2 separate regions of the Mus musculus genome follow, and region 1 is linked to region 2. The links are chromatin contacts, found by POLR2A ChIA-PET in ENCODE. All regions are on one chromosome and are shown on one strand. The core of a region is the stretch at or near the end of the contact, and the rest is flanking DNA. Distances in the headings are between cores, read along the strand shown.

Region 1 (3,283 bases), core at 370-2,869, 250 kb before region 2:
TGGACCTGAAAATATAGAAAAAACTAGACCCACCATGAAGAAGAAAGTACATACTAAAGAAAATCAGACTAAAGATTAAGTATGCAATAAAAGGCCAGTGAAGACAATGAAAGGGACCTGGGTGTAATTTTAATTATTTTAAATCTATTTTTAATGATGGTTCTTAAATGTTTTAACATCTTTTAGCCCACCATCTACCAGAGGTAGTGGCAAAGAAAGGATATGGGGCAAGTGGACCTGTTTAGAAAGGTTCTTTGGAGCAACTCCCATTTGTGTTGTCTGGAAATCGGCAGTTTCGTTTAGAGGTCAGCAGTGGCAGCTCCGTCTACTCACAAACACTTCATGGGTACACCAGCAGTCCAGGTCCATAGAGTCAGGACAGCAGACAGGAATCAGCAGCAGTGGCACTACCAACAGAGACAGCCAGGCCTCTGCCTAGGCACAAGTCAGTAGGAAGGAGGGACTAAGAAGGACACCAAGAGAAGTTCTAGGTTGTGACTCTCTCATTCTGCCAATCATCCTGAGTCCTTGGAAGCTGCAAGAAACTGTAGCAACATCACCAGAAGGTTTTTGGTGCATTTCTCTCTATGGAGTCCCAACAAATGCAGCTCAACTACATAATGAAAGGTGGACCAATACATGTGTGTCATTAGCAAAGAATCCTTCATCACGTGCTTGCGTTAGCAGAACATACTTCCTCCTGTCTGCTTCAGCTAAAAGTTCCTTCATGAGTCTGCCTTAGCCTTTCACCTGTGTCCACTTTAAGGAAACATTCCTTCATGTGTTTGCCCCAGCAAAACACCACCTAACATAACTGACTTTCCAAGGAACCATTAAGTTTCCACCTCACCTGGGAATGTAGCTCAATTCAGAAAGTGCTGCACAAGGCCCTGGGTTCGAACCTCAGTCTGCACAAACCAGGTGTGGTAGCACAAAGCACTCTCAAGGATGCAGGAGAATCAGAACTTCAAAGCCACCCTCAGCTTCATAGGAAGCTAGAGGCCAGCCTGAGTAACAAGAAAACGTTATCTCAAGACAACAATCAAAAAGGCAAATTCCACAAGGAAACCTGCTGATTTTTTTTATTTTCGAGGCAGGATTTCTCTGTATAGCCCGAGCTGTCCTGGAATTCCCTCTGTAAACCACCAGTTTGGCCTCAAACTCACAGGGATCCATCTGCCTCTGCCCCCAGAGAGTTGGGATTAAAGGAATGTTACTATGCCCACTTACACCTAATTGTAAGCTGATTAAAAGAGAAGGAGTGGAAGAAGGAAAGGGAGGGAAGAAGAGAGAAGTAGGGAGGGAGAAAGGGGAAGGGGGAGGGGGCAGGGAGAGGGAATGCCCAACCCCCTGACAACATGTAAATAAGTAACAACAATGGGTTTTTTCACTTTCTAGATTTGCAAAGGTGATCCTTTTGCTAATGTCTAATGCTTTAGAGGCCACTATGGCTACATCTATTAAGAGTCAGCATTCTCTTTTCTAAACATATACTTGTTCTAGACAATAAAAGAAAGCAGGCAACATGGTAGCAACATGGGAGCTGCTTCTGACCCAAGCTGGCTTCACTGCTGCTGTCTTGCTGTCTTGCTCAATGGTTGCCTTAGAAACAAGCTGGGGAGAGGGGGAGTCATTTATCTCCAGCAGCCATTAAAGCAGTGACTCAGCAGAAAACCGAACCCAAGAGAGAGACTTCCAGTCGCTGCTTTTGCCTGACTTTAATTCTCTCTGAGAAAAACAACAGTGAGGGCATATTTCCAGTGTGACAGCTGCAGTCTTGACGATATGATTTTTTAAAATGAATAAAGGCGGTAGAAAGATGCAATCCTTCTCTTCTGGTTTCTAAGTGAGCAGAGTAGCTTCCCCTAACCCTGCCCCCATAGATTAACAGTCCCTTTCACGTCCAGATTGTCTTTATCTCTACTTAATATGCAATCTCTACTGACTACAGCTTCATTCTAGACCCTCCTGCTGACAGTGTAAAACAAGCTTTCTTTTACAAAGGTTTGCTCAAGACAGTTTTAGCAACTGGCGTTCTATAGACCACAGCATGGCTCTCGTAGATTTTTAGAAAAGAGAAGGAATAATAATAAATAATAATAATAATAATAAATGGGCCGGGTGTGGTGGCGCACGCCTTTAATCCCAGCACTCGGGAGGCAGAGGCAGGTGGATTTCTGAGTTCGAGGCCAGCCTGGCCTACAAAGTGAGTTCCAGGACAGCCAGGGCTAAACAGAGAAACCCTGTCTTGAAAAACCTAAAAAAAAAAAAAAGAAAAAAAAAGAAAAACTACTAAAGGAAACATTACTAAAACATTACTGGTCCTGTTGCTGAGTTATCAGTCATATTTAAACTCAGAAAGCCAGGTGAGGTGATGCCTACATTTAGGAAGCAGAGGCAGGCAGGAGGATCAATATTTGAGGCCAGCTTTGGCCAACCTTGTCTCAAACAAACAACCAAACCTAAACCCTAGGAATAAACAATTCAACTGAAAAACTAAGGGCCAAACATTGGGTTTGATCCGATGTTGTTCTGCTTTGACTGGGGCCAGACCTGACTAGAAGGAGGGTAAACCAAAGGGAGTTTAACATCTGAGATGGGAAGGTCAAAGATTAGTTTTGGCAAGTGATCCTTTGTAGTGAGAATTCTGGAATTTTGGTTTCTTTAAAAAACCACAGAAATAGAATGTGTGTTTGTTTTAATCCCAGGTGTGGAATATGGGGCTACTTTGGACTGTCTGCAGTGGCTATGATATGCCTCATGCTCTAGCAGGGGCATGGTTTTGCCAGCTGCAGATAGTTTCTGTGATTGTGTGACATTTGGAATTCTGGGAATTTTTCAGAGGGTATATAAATGCTAGAGGCCCATAGGCAGAGTTGGTGGTTGGTGGTCATTTGGTGGGGGTTGGTGGGGGTTGGTTGAAACAAAAGGAAAGAAAATAGATTCAGAGATCTCTCCCCGCTCCTCTATTCTTCTTTCTCTCCTACCTAGTGGTAGGGGGTGAAATAGGGGGAGATAAAGGGTGGGAAAAAGAAGAACCCACAAAGTACCAAAGGCCAGCTACAGTGGAGGCTGACCTTGAACTCCTGATCTTTCTGCCTCAGCCTCTGGAGTGCCAGGATTATGAGCATACACCACCACATGTTTGCTTTCTTTTTTAAAGGGTATTTTACTGGGTCTAGAAATCTAGGTTGGCCGTTTTTCAGCACATTTAAAGATGTCTATTACCTTCCATTGTTTGTCTTGAAACATTATATTCTTTCCTTCCAGGTACTTTAAATAG
Region 2 (3,001 bases), core at 470-2,969:
ATGGCAAAGCTCTGGGAACTAGGCCTGCTCCAGCCAGCTCACAAGAAGGAGGGGAGAAAGAAGGAGGGAGGAGACCCCCCCTAAAGAGCTGGGGTGTGGCCTGCCTCCCCACATCCGGTTGCCCCCTTCCAAGACTTAGAAATGACTCAGCTGGCTAGACTGAGGCTGGGACTAGGGGTGAGTTTTCATACATCCACTGGCACACCTCTATGAGCATTTAAAAAAAAAAAAAAACTCAGCACTTAAAATCTGCTCTCTGAAGGGCCTTGGTCCCTCGCTGTTTTAACTAGCATGTACCATTCCAAAGTTGTAAGGATAATAGAAAACCCTTTGTATTATGGAGTAAAGGTCCACTCTTCTACTCTCCCTGTTCCACATTCCCAAGATAACAATTCTGGTGCCTGTCCATGAGCAGCCCCTACTTTGAGAAAAGCATGGGATCCTGCAAGAGACAATACCAATGCCAACCTCTCCAGTTCAAAGACTTGGGAACTGGACTAGCAGTAAACCCTGTGCACATTGGAGCACCTTTCAACCAATCTCTGCATTCTAGATGTACAAAACCAAGGTTTACAATGAAACAAGAATTTGATCCATGATAGACAGCAAAGCTAACAACCAAGTGCTCGTGCCTTTAGTCAACCACACTCATTACACCTGGAGTACAGTTTTGCCAGCAGTATATCTCTTTGCCCCCCTCCAAGTTCAGCAAAAAAAGAAAGAAAGAAAGAAAGAAACTGGGGATTTGAACTATCTCCAATGGGGAAGCATGTTCCAGGGCAAGAAGTTGAGGGAGTCCTACATAAATAGGAGAACAAGCTACAACCTTCACTTTAGAACTGCAGAGGCAGCCAAATGCTAGAAGGGTACTTTTAAAATTGTTGTAGGTGGAAAGCATGGGTATCCCAGGGATGGGGTGCGGCTCTCAGAGGCAGAAGCCTAGTCTGTGCCTGTCCCACCTCGGGTGCAGCGTTGGGGGCGCGGCCTACAGAGGATGTGAGCTCAGCCTGGGAGCAGGCCAGCAAGGCGCTGCGGGCGGGGGCGCGTAGCGGTTCGCATGCTCGCCAGGCCAGCCTTTTGTTCTCGAGGACCTCAAAGAACAAGGCGGCTAAGGGGCCTAGTGGTAGCCTTGGTTGTGTGCAGCAGCTAGGGAAGACAACTAGGAGAGACTCTAGAGGAGAAGAAAGGAAGAATTTGTTGCGACCACGCCCGCACCCACTCAGCGCCCCAGTGTAGCCCGTGCCCTCACCTATGGACACGAGCTTGATGCTCTCACGGTCCAGGAATTCAAGCGCCACCGACACATTTTCGAGCTGCATCTGGCGGAAAGTGGGTCTTTGGTTGTGCTTGCGGTGCATTTTCTTCTGGCTGAGTACCTCGAGCAGCGCGATGAGCCGCAACCCATCGCTCAGGTCCGTCTGCAGATTGGCGATGCGCTTGCTTACGCACTTAAGGTGCTCATTGCACCAGCGGGTGAATGTGTTCTGCTGAATTTTCTTCCACGGTGCATCTTCTGCTAGGTCTTTTTCGGTAGCCGGCATCTCCGCGTCCCGTGAATCGATACTGCCTCCCGGAGACGCAACCGCCGCACTCTGGCCACAGCGGGAGTGAGAGCTACTCATTTTGAGGCGCGAGGAACGGAGGGGCGGTGCTGCAGCTTCGCCGATGGGACGGCCCTTTAATTAAAGCAGTAGGCACCTCCGAGCATGAACGACGAGGCACAGAACAGAGGTTGCACTGCGGAAAGAGCGAGCCCTTTAAATGTATGCGAAAGGCGGAGCCAGAGGCAAAGTTTCCTTGGGGGCGGAGCCTCTGGGTGGGGCTTCTGGGCCGCGCCCGCCCCACCTCGCCCCTCCCGTTGGAATGCCCCACAACGCCCCCCGCCCCCATCCCCCGAAGCTGCCTCTGCACTCCGCCAAAAGCAACTCAGCCCCGCTGCTTCAGAAAGGGTCTTTGAGCCCCAAAGAGCACAAAAAGGTCTGGCAACATCCGCTACAGTACTACAGGAAACGGACCCCAGATCTAGGAACGCTTGAGCAATTCTGTCACAGAATTGCTCAGCTCCAGCAGGCACACCCTTACAAGGGACTTTCTTTCCCCAAGGTCCCTGCAGAAGGCGGAGCGAATAATGTCCCGGTATCACTTGGGCTCCGCCCTGACCCTGTACCCTCTTCTACATTCTCTATTCTTCCCGAGCTTAGGGTTCTCAGCCACAGTGTGATCCACAGCAGAGTAAAGCAATCCTGTGAGCGAACCCTTCCAGAGCGCCTAACGCTGCTGAGAGCTCTTTGTATGCTGTCAGACAGGGCTCTCATCACCTAACATAGACACCCACAGAGCCCTGGCACTCCCTACCCATCTCCTTTGGTCTTCCCAGTCTCCATGACCCTGGCCTGCACACCTGCACAGGCCCATTCCCACCGTCGTCTTCTCTACTGCCTAGTTCCATCCGCGAGGAAATGGGGCCAGCACTGGGCCAAGTGGCCACCAGCACTACAGGATCAAGCAGCTTTCCAAAGGTCCAGGGTATGCCAATGCACACAATCAGAGGGCGCCTGCCTGCCTGCCTGCCTGCCTGCCCTGTGATGCATGTAGATCTGTACACCTTGTACCTGCCATACTCACTGTTCTACCTTGGGCCCTGAGGAATTCTGGGGGGAGAGGTCTTCTCTGGCTGAACAGTCCCAAGCCTTGCTGTGACCCTAGAGATGTGGAGGGGCTCAGGGAGAGGGTCCCAGATTACTGAAGAAAGGAGAGTCACCAGACATCAAGGCTTGCTAAGGAGCCTGAGTGTGTTCCCTAAGTAGTGTGAAGCTACTCACTAAAAGTTAATTTAATGATAGATATTCTCTGGAGATAGTGATGAGGATGCTGTGCTGGGACAGAAAGGAGCGAAGATACAGAAAAAGAAAACTGTAGGGGATACTCCCAACCATCCTCTTTAGTTAAGGGGATTCATCTTACCTATGTCTTTCCCGTGGTAGACTTTTCCATCTACTTA

The links. ChIA-PET counts read pairs that join two places held with the same protein, here RNA polymerase II (POLR2A).
Region 1: POLR2A ChIA-PET joins it to region 2 with 11 read pairs in Patski. The contact joins the enhancer-like site here to the promoter of Flna in region 2. POLR2A ChIA-PET finds 5 or more read pairs at or near these places in 2 of 5 experiments (Patski and embryonic stem cell).

The regions. Positions count from the first base shown.
Region 1 is chrX:73,997,797-74,001,079 of GRCm38, forward strand. No RefSeq gene overlaps it. Among named protein-coding and RNA genes, the nearest start is that of Mir5132, 24 kb to the right of the region's middle. Within about 2 kb of position 1,620, at least 1 of the 3 ENCODE cell types and tissues checked has a DNase peak (open chromatin) inside an H3K27ac peak, as active enhancers do.
Region 2 is chrX:74,244,815-74,247,815 of GRCm38, forward strand. Flna (filamin, alpha) reads right to left here and starts at 1,720. Exons shown (of 46, transcript NM_010227.3): 1 at 1,250-1,720. The coding sequence starts at 1,622.